2 separate regions of the Mus musculus genome follow, and region 2 is linked to region 1. Evidence: chromatin loops called from intact Hi-C (ENCODE). Cell type or tissue: left cerebral cortex. All regions are shown on one strand. Each heading gives the region's core, and the rest is flanking DNA. Links, peaks and the distances in the headings are about the cores only. Region 1 has its middle 120 kb from the start of Gm9871. Region 2 has its middle 220 kb from the start of Gm9871.

Region 1 (5,390 bases), core at 254-5,253:
TGTGGCATAGATCCTTCACAGGACCTAGGGGCCTCTCGTCCAATTGATGACCGACTAGGCCATACTCTGCTACATATATAGCTAGAGTCACAAGTTCCACCATGTGTTTTCTTTGATTGGTGTTTTAGTTCTAAGGAGCTCTGGGGGTACTGGTTAATTCATATTGATGTTCCTCCTATGGGGCTTCAAAACCCTTTATCTCCTTGGGTACTTTCTCTAGCTCCTTCATTGGGGACCTTGTGATCCGTCCAATGGATGATTGTGAGCATCAACTTCTGTATTTTCCAGGCACTGGCAGAGGCCCTCAGGAGACAGTTATATCAGGCTTCTGTCGATAAGCTCTTGTTGGCATCTGCCATAGTGTCTGGGTTTGGTGGTTGTTTATGGGATGGATCCCCAAGTGGGGCAGTCTCTGAATGGTCTTTCCTTCAGTCTCTGCTCCAAACTTTGTCTCTGTAACTCCTTCCATGAGGTAACCCAATCACAAAAGAACACACATGATATGTACTCACTGATAAGTGGATATTAGCCCCAGAAGCTCAGAATCCTTCTTAGAAGGGGAAACAATAGACCCATGGAAGGAAGGGGTTCAATCTTAAATAGCATCTTAAAGGAAAGAAAGGAAAGGAAACACTTGGAATGAAGTAAAGATAAATGGACATGGAAAGGGGTGATTAAATTTATTTAAAGAAAGAGACAAAGGAAGGTGCTTTGATTTGTCCATTGTTTGGTATAAGGAGGATTTCAAGATGAGGCTTGAGGAATGTTTTAACATGCCAAGATAACATTCATGAAGGAAGCAAACTGAATACTGTTCATGGACGAATGAACCAAGTGTGAATGATAAGGCTAGATTATGGCTGGAAAATACTAATGTTGTGTTGAGCTATAATAGAAGAGTCTTAGTTTGTTTCTGCTGGGACCTTGGAAGAGTTGGGCAGCAGATTTTCACAATATACTGCTTGTACTAAATTAAAGTATACCAGGTTTATTTAGCAACCGAAATTTATTTAAAAATTGTCCTGTTGATTAGAATTCCAAGATCAGGGTACCAGGGAACTGTATCCTTCTGAACACTGATGTAAGGATCTAATCTGAATGTCTTCCTCTGGTATGCAGATAAACATCTTTGGGGCTTGCAATTGCCTCCCCTTATTTACCACAGATGTGACTATATCTAATTCCATTTTCATATCTGGACACTGATCATAATGTAGTAAGACCTGCTCATATCATCCCTAGGGAGGTGAAATGTAATGAGTTAGATGACAATCTTTCTTTTTTATATATTCATCTTCCGTGTCACACATGCATATGTCCTGTCTTTCCTGAAGTCATGTAAGAATATGTCACTCTTTGTTCACAAAACATGTATTATTGCATGCCGGTCATAATCAGACCTTACTATATCTTCTCATGTCAAAACCACAGCCTTCTTTGAATCTGAATTAATCATTTAGTTTGATACAGGCATTCTTTCTGAAAGTTGGATCCCTCTTTCAAAGTCTTGTACACCATTCATGTTTACCTTGAGCCCTTCTAGGCAGCTTCTTATAGAGTGAAAGATGATAGATGGTGGCATTAAAATCTCAGACTCTTACCCTGGCTTTGTCACTCACTAGCACACTGGTCTCTGAAAGGATTGGTATTAACACAGAACAAAGTAATATCCATCGCATGAAACTCTCCTGAAGATAAAAATTAAATCCCTCACATTACCCAAGTATGTCCCACTGCATGATTAGATATTTTTGCCTGATTTTCCATGTTGTGTCCTATTTCTATATGTATGTAGGTATATACACATGTAATACATACAATCTTTAACATGTTGGTGTACTTTAAAATCATCTGTGTCTAGTATACAGTGGTAGTCATTAACCACTGACACTAGTATTCATATTAACTTCTAAAGTCATTCCCAACCTAGATTCTACCACATAGAGCACACAAACAAATTCTATGTAAAACAGAATTATTGGAGAAGAAGAAAGGACATAGTATTTCATCTCTTTCTCATTTTCTATAAAATTCAATGAAGCACATTTTAAAAAGAGATGGAAGACCTAGTTCACACTCTGCCTACATTATGTATCTCTAGATATATGAAAAACTGATCTAGTTAGTTATTTTTCTTGTGTTGTGTAACAGTTTTTTTCTGAGATTGAGATATTTCATGTTGGAGGGAAACTTGTTAAAACATGTTTGCAGGGGGATGAAACACAGAGTGTTCTAAAGGAAGATGAAATACAGCAGGGAAGCTCCTTAAGAAAGAAAGTAAGCAACTCAAAATAGCTTTAAAAAAAAATCCTGAAACTGACTAGATTTACAAGGCTCCTCCCTATCAAAGAGTTAATAAACTGTAAAGACCAATGAAAGGGAACCCTCAGAGAAGCCCAACTGCCTGAAATAAACACAGACCAACCTAGAAGAAACAAAGGACAACTGAGCTACCTGGAAAAGGCTCAAGCCAACTGAGTCCCCATCCTCACCCCCATCCCCACCCAAAGAAAGAAATTCTCCAATCTGTTGATCTGCCTGCACATTGTTCAGTGTGCTTCAGGTTCCCAACTTTTGTTTTCACCCATGATGGGGTTGGCTTTGATGGCTCATCTCTCTTTGATACATTCCTGCTCCTTTAAGTAACCCATCACCAACATTCCCCCAAGAAAACTAATTGGTTCACCCACTTGGACTTTGGCAGTATCCATATTTGAGGTCTGTTGTAGGCTCCCTTTCTGAGGTAAGAAGATGTGCTTTGTATCTCAACTGGAAAGTCTTTCACATAACACCTTGAGTGTTCTAAGTATAGAAAAAATAGATAGATAATATTTCACCTTAATCACCAGGCTCTCATAATTCCTAAGCCATTTATCACCCTACCAACAAAGAAGTCCATTCCATACCACCCAGCTGTCACTTACCAACAAAACAATCATACGAATATAATATATTATATGATATTGTATTGTATATTAATTGTCAGGCATCTTTGTAAAAATTGGCTAATTAGCTCATCAATAATATTTAAGGGCCTTTCTTTCCTCTGCACAGTCCCTGCTATGACTTTATTTTGTGTGTGTGTGTGTGTGTTTTAATAGGCAGGATTTTGGCTGCCTGTGCCATGATCACATTAAGTCTACTAATGGTAGTCATAAGTCAGAGCAGGCAAAGGGATGAACTCAGAGCCCAGAAGCAATTAATATAGATTTTAAGGTTTTGGATGGATGACTACACCAGGAACAACATCTTAGTAAAATGGACTTGCAGCCATGTGGCAGGCTTTAGATTCATCCAGAGGCTTAATTTCTTTTCAGTAGGGACAAGAAGATGATCTTAAATTCAGCAATACCATATGCTAGAGGAAAGAGAACATATGGGAAGATATTTAAGGGAAAAACATAACCATTTCTGCATTAAGCTCCATAGAGTTTGATTAAACTCAATAGAGTTAATTATTTCATTTTAGAGGTAACTTCCAGACAAACTGACTATTTTGTTTTCTTTCTCTTTAGCTAAGTTTGAAATAGATCTTGGAAGAGCAGTCAGAAGTGTCTTTAAAAAAATAGTAGAGGCAGCTTTGCAAAGTAGTTTGAATATCTTTGTAGTCAGCATGAGTGCTTAACTGTACTCCAATAATTAGGAGCTCCCCAACCTCAGACAAGTTACAAACCCCCAGAGTACACAGTTCTCTCATCTATATAATAAGGACAAAATTACCCATCTTATTCAATTGTGTTGTATTCTATTTGGTGATTTGTGATACCTGGATGTTGCACATATATATTTAATAGCATAATTCCCATCACACTAACCATTAAATGTTGGTCATACTCTTCCTAAATTATGCTTTTCATAGCTTATCCAAGTAAGTCTTGAACACTGAGTATTAATGGGAAGCCAGGGACCAAACACATTAAAAGCTCAAGTTGGAGGAGAAACAATTATTATAGACCCTTATAGAACCCTAAATCTTGTTTAGGACATTCCAGGCTTGCCAGGTCAATTAGTAGTTCACAATTACCCTTCAAAATCTCATGTCCTTTTTTTATTACTAAGTTAAAATTTATAATAAACAATCATTGAGTTTAACAGGTAAAGGACAGTTTCCCTTATTCTGTAGGTGAGCTAATAGGGCCTGCCTGCTTGCTTGCTTGCTTGCTTTCTTTCTTTCTTTCTTTCTTTCTTTCTTTCTTTCTTTCTTTCTTTTGTTATGTTTGTAAATTTTTGTTATTCTTTATTTTATTGGTTATTTTATTTATTTACATTTCAAATGTTGTTTCCCCTTTCCAATTTCCCCTCTGCAAATCCCCCATGCCATCCCCCATCCCCACTACTTCTATGAGGGTACTTCCCACCCACCCACCAACTCCAACCTCACTGAGCCATCCCTCTAGACTAAGGCACCAAGCAAGCCTCCACAGGACCAAGGGCCTCCCCTCTCATTGATGCCAGATAAAGCAATCCTCTGTAACATATGATACTAGAGTCATGGGTCCCTCCATGTGTCCTCTTTGGTTGATGGTTTAGTCCTTGGGAGTGAAAAGGTCAGCTCAGGAACTTTGAGAAGGTCATTAAACACTCTTCCCCCCGACCCCCCCCCACACCCACTCTGGAAGGGAGAGGCTAATTAGCATTTCTCAGGTCACAGGCAGGAACCAACCTGCAGGTGGGGACATATTCCTCAGGACTGACCATTGCTCACCTTCAAACTAGGGAAGTCCTTGTCACCTCATTCCCTAAAGACCAATCAAAGGGTACACTGTTCTGCCAATCACATTGTGCCTAGTTGCTGATGCTCTGTTCTGCCCCAGGAAAGAGAGGCCCTTGGTCTTGCGAAGATCATATGCCCCATTAGAGAGGAATGCCAGGGTCAGGAAGCAGGATTGGTGGGTTGGGGAGTAGGGCAAGGGGAAGGTATAGGGGGCTTTGGGTATAGCATTTGAAATGTAAATGAAGAAAATATCTAATATAAAAACAAAACAAAAACAAAAAACCTTGCCGAGGTGCTGGGGGGGGGGGGGTTGGGGCAGGGGGCGGGGGTGTCGCCACCTCTCCTTCAGGTCTGAGATGACCCCAGTGCACTGGAACAATAAATTCCTCTTGGTTTTTGCATTGATTCTGGCTCCACGAGGTTCACTTAGGGGGTCCCCAGTAAGCTAAGGTTTCCCGGAGTCTTACAGGAGCTCTGGGGGTTTCTGGTTGGTTGATATTGTTCTTCCTACAGGGTTGCATTCCCCTTCAGCTCCTTCAGTCTTTCCCCTTACTCTTCCAGTGGTGTCCCCTACCCCATGCTCAGTCTGATGGTTGGCTGAGAGCATCTACATCTGTACTGGTCAGATGCTGGCAGAGGCTCCTGGAAGACAGCTGTATCAGGCTCCTGTCAGCAA
Region 2 (5,390 bases), core at 270-5,269, 100 kb before region 1:
ATTAGTCATTGAAAGAAAAGATTTATTTGTGAAAATGTTCGAATAATTCTAAAGTCTTCCTTTCATCAATTCTCGTTTTATGATCAACTCACAGAAATACTTTTCTAGCTCATTGTCTTTATTAAAATGAGATGTAAGAGAGCAAAGAAGGGTCAGTTTCAGGCATGTCACTGTTTTCTTGGGGTTAAACCATGTCATATGTGATGATAACGATACAAAGGATCTGTTGAGCTTACTCATCCAATTCTGTGTGTGTTATATTTGGGGGCGAGGGGGGGTGAGGAACAATGAAGAACATTTCTCCATAGAAAGTTGAGTGTCCGTGCTTGAATTACTTAACCCTAAGGTTAGTCATCTACATATCAATGATAAATGCAGAGCATATATAATGCATTATCACAGAGCCATATTCAAAGGAGATATTTCTCAATATAGCAAATTTACAATAAAAAAAAAAAAGAAACCGAGTGAGTGCCATTCCTGACCACAGTTACCCTGCTTTCCCAGAGTTTTCTTCTTTCTGCATTATATTGCCCCCGGGACTCACTCTGTCAAATATCATATAAATTGTTCATTTAGAATGAAAAGGACACAGCACATAATGTGCTTGGAGCTTTTACCAGGGCATAACACAAAGGTGAACAGAATATTCTGTAGGCTCATTGGCTCTGCACTTCCTGAATAAAATTGAGTGTCAATATTAAAGGCACTTGTGGTAGGATTCTGTTTAGAGTAGTGTTTTTGTCTCTCTAGCATCCTATTTTCTTACCGAATGCTAACCCTTTGATTACCCTTTAGAAAACTGTCACCCTAATTTATGTCTAAGTATATGTAGTATAACTTGGGTCAGTCTTGTCTAAGCACAACAGATAAGTGCTAAGATTAGGTCCTGCCAGGAAGTATCATTGTGGCTATGGGACATAATCCATTGATTAGGAACTGATAGGTAATTAGATTTACAGCAAGAAACATACTTTAAATCGTCACAACCATCATCTGTTGTAAATGTAACTAAAGATTAAGGTAGCATGATCTGAAAACAGGGCCCAGGAATGGGAGGAGGACCACTTCCAGCATCAGTAGATCATCTGGATCCACCACCCCCTAAAGGCAGCTAGTAACTCATATTTTAGTGGCATGCACCAATAAATTAATCTTTTCTGTTTAAGCCCATTTGATGTTGTTTTCTACTACTTGTAGCTAAGATTACTGAAAATTGTTGTTACTAAAAAGATCTCAGAGATATGAACTAGGTGACACGGAAGAAAGCTCCTGCATCTTAGGAAATGCTATTTCTAGTCTTTACCTTTTATTGAAACTAGATTTTTTTCCCCACATAATATATCCTGATTACAGTACCCCGACCTGCTATACTACTTCTCCCAGCTTCTTCAACCCTCTCCTCCCAGCCGGATCCTGCCCCCTTCCCCAAACACACACACACACACACACACACACACACACACACACACACACACACACACCTCTTTCTGTTTCTCAATATAAAGGTGGTTCTCGTCTTTTTACCCTTCTTTAATATATAAACTTAACTATAAATTAGCCAATTGTTTCTAATCTGACATTTCTTATTCTCCTCTAATGGACATGTGATATTTTAGATTGACTCTGGTCTTATAGGGAGCTGGTTATCTCTGTTCTTATTATCACAGAGTAGCAGTCCAAGGAAGGAAAGAATTCCTTTCCCTGTTTTCCATTGTGGAGTGCAGATGATTGACACACCAAACATCGACAGTGAGATCAGTCAATCTTGTTGATTCAACAAAAGTTACCACCTGCCATCAAAGTCTTTTCAGTTCCTGAAGCTAACTTGCAAAACAGGTGTAATAATCACACCTGGAAATGTTGAGCAGAGTTGACATTCTTTATCTTCCCTGTGGAGTAATGATTTGAGAAAGAAGAGAGAGGAAATCATTCCATTCTAAGCATAACCTTGAGTTATTAACAGTATTTAAAAACAAACACTACTGCATTTCTGATGGTGAGAAGCAGAAGCCTTCCTGGACTTATCTGACCTGCTGCCCACTGTAGTTCTGTTGCAAATTGAAATCAATATCAATAGAACTTGAGAAATTTGAGCATTAACTATAGGTAGGTTAGGATACACTGTGATTTTTTTAACATGTTCGTTGAGAGGAAAGACCAAATGGTGGATAATAATGAAAGTTTAGAGCAATTCTCTTTTGAATGTAAATATCCTTATTATCTTTAAGCTCCTGATCTTCGAGGTTAGCTGCATAATGTAATCTCTTGGGATATATATTTCCTAAGGTATAAATAATTTAAATATGCACGGTGAGATATGTCCTGAATCAGTCAAATTAAAAAAAAAAAAACACTTCTCTATGTTATTTTAATGCATAGTTGGAGTGTTACTGCGGCAAGTTGCTACCTGTGTGGTTTTCATGTATGCATGCTAAGATTAGATTATAAATGCATTTGGTCTTATGTGAAGTCAAGATTCTATGTTCAAGTGTGAATAACAGGGATGGAAAACTTCAGTTGCATTTCTGGAATGAATGTGTATAGGGACATCTCTGTGTGTCTATTATTTTCTGCTATCCTGATTTGATAGTGGAATCTCTGGTAACATAAGCATTGCAGTCCTGGATTTTATTGTAATGTAGATCTGAGGGCTTGTTAATCCTGCCTATGATATCACTTTTTCCAAGGGTGGAACATGTGGGTGCTTCTGAGACATATGTTATGGCCTCCTTTTCTGTTCAAATAGATAAGGATTAGGCAAATGTCAAAGCCCGGCTTCCACCCCTCATATGTCCCCTCCTTCATTCAGAGCTACCTCTTTCTCTTCTGGCTCCCTTCTCAGTGACATGCCTCTCTGTGTCCACAACTTTAATTTACTTAAATAAATTGAAGAAGCAGATTTTCAAGATCACATGCCCTCTAGGTACTCCATAACAAGAGCTTCCTAACTCATCCCAGGCATGGCTAAGATTACAGATAACTCAAGAATATTCTGGCTTTAGGTTCAGAAGCAGAAATGAAGTGTTCCCTTCACCTAGTATCAAGCATTCTACTGATATTCCCAGATTCCCAAACATCATCTATTTCTGAAGTAAGAGGTGGAGATGTCTTCAACAAAGACCTAAATTACCTTCTCTCACAAAACCTGATGCAAATTTTATTTAAGATCATCCTTTTTAAGTATTAGACAACAGAGAATAACAACATGCACAGGATTTTCTTTTCTTTGGCAGCATAATCAGCTTTAGGAAATTTGTTTCCTTGGATGAACATTTTATAGGCTCATCATACAGAGTGATGAGCAAGCCTTTTTTGTGGATCCACTTTGGAAAATAGATGCTTGGACCAGAAAAAAAGAAATGCTTCTCATTGGTCAAATGAAGTGATTGAACTGAGGAAAAAAAATCTGGAAAAAAGTAGAGAATCTTTGTGGCAGCTGTGTTAGGAAGAGGGGAGAGAGAGAGAGAGGGTGCCACTAATGCAGAGACAGATTCTCTTTCAGGTGAGTGGAAAGAAGCTATCTAAAGAACATTTCATTCATATTATTTGGTTAGATTGGAACTAACAATTGTTTCTCTCTCTCAAAACCTACGATACCCAAGATATAAGATACAATTTCTTAAACACATGAAACTCAAGAAAAATGAAGACTGAAGTGTGGACACTATGCCCCTCCTTAGAAGTGGGAACAAAACACCCATGGAAGGAGTTACAGAGACAAAGTTTGGAGCTGGGATGAAAGGATGGACCATGTAGAGACTGCCATATCCAGGGATCCACCCCATAATCAGCATCCAAACGCTGACACCATTGCATACACTAGCAAGATTTTATTGAAAGGACCCAGATGTAGCTGTCTCTTGTGAGACTATGCCGGGGCCTAGCAAACACAGAAGTGGATGCTCACAGTCAGCTAATGGATGGATCACAGGGCTCCCAATGGAGGAGCTAGAGAAAGTAGCCAAGGAGCTAAAGGGATCTGCAACCCTATAGGTGGAACAACATTATGAACTAACCAGTACCCCGGAGCTCTTGACTCTAGCTGCATATGTATCAAAAGATGGCCTAGTTGGCCATCACTGGAAAGAGAGGCCCATTGGACATGCAAACTTTATATGGCCCAGTACAGGGGAATGCCAGGGCCAAAAAGGGGGAGTGGGTGGGTAGGAGAGTGGGGGTGGGTGGGTATGGGGGACTTTTGGTATAGCATTGGAAATGTAAATGAGCTAAATACCTAATAAAAAATGGAAAAAAATAAAAATAAATAAAAATAAAAATACCTGCCCAAATAACCCATTTCTCATGGGCATGTTCGAATATTGGAATATCTGTTTTCTAAGTTTAAAAAGTATTTAGCCTATGATCCTGTTATATTCTGAATTTTGGAAGGACTTTCCCTGCCTGTGAAAGAGAGGCTAATGGTCTTGTAAAGATGGACAATAACGCACTTATGGAAGTCCACAGGGCACTATGTTGTTCCCCTCAGACCTCATCTGAGCCTTAACCTTCCATGCCTCACTGTTCTTTGGACCTAAATTTATATTAACTTCTGAGCAATGTGTGCTTCAGCTGTTCCTTGTCTCTAGAACAATCTGTCCTGAAATATCTGCACGGCTTGCTTCTCCATCTGCCTCCAAGCTTTTCACAAATACCTCCTATTCTGCAACTAGGATGAAAGCGGTAGAGCTCCTTTGCAGACTGCCAACCCCTTTGTCATGTTCTATTTTGCTTCCCCATAACACAACTCCCAGTATACATCAATATTTGTATATTATTTTTGTCTCCTCTACTCCTTAAATTTAAGAACCATGAAGCCAGAAGTTTATGTCATTTTTCTAACAAGTCTTCAGAATCTAGAACACAGCCATTTGGGTGTCAGTGAGGGGTGTGTGTGTGTGTGTGTGAATGTATCATAATGCCCATCCAAACTTTCAAGTTGCTCATAGGAGATCAGCACAAATCACTCTTTAGACATAGCTCATAATGTTGCTTTGGATCAATGGCTAGTAAATTTAGAAGACTAACAATACATTAATTTCTCCATGGTGATACTTCCACCTCAGCTCTTAAAGATTCTTAAATTCTATACATCCATTCTAAAATAATATACTTAAAGCAAGAACACTAAACCTGAGACTGTGGTGGCCTGGCTTTGTATAATTCTAATAACCTGTGTCTGGTCTATCTATTTTTTTACTTCCATTGACTTCAAACCTTCTCAACAGTCACAAGATGTACATGCCCTCTGCTTGGGTCAGGATTGCCTCAAAAACGAACTCTTACTTTATTAACTTAAATTTAGTCATCATGCCTCTCTTCGAGTTATTTTACTTCCATAATTCCTAAAGTTTATAAGTTTTTCTTGAAGTAAAAAAGATCAGATGTTC

What was found. A loop is a pair of places that touch in the nucleus more often than their neighbours do. Peaks named below come from ENCODE experiments on the same cell type or tissue, not always from the same donor. Only the 100,000 strongest peaks of a DNase experiment are listed, where the experiment ranks them.
Region 2: it touches region 1 in a loop (3-fold over the local background); 1 of 42 quality-filtered maps calls a loop at or near these places.

What each region holds. Positions count from the first base shown.
Region 1 is chr6:101,888,808-101,894,197 of GRCm38, reverse strand. No RefSeq gene overlaps it. Among named protein-coding and RNA genes, the nearest start is that of Gm9871, 120 kb to the right of the region's middle. In left cerebral cortex, for the core only: no CTCF peak of the experiment used is centred there; DNase peaks (open chromatin) are centred at 2,236, 2,484 and 3,255; H3K27ac peaks cover 787 bases.
Region 2 is chr6:101,992,284-101,997,673 of GRCm38, reverse strand. No RefSeq gene overlaps it. Among named protein-coding and RNA genes, the nearest start is that of Gm9871, 220 kb to the right of the region's middle. In left cerebral cortex, for the core only: no CTCF peak of the experiment used is centred there; DNase peaks (open chromatin) are centred at 2,776 and 4,637.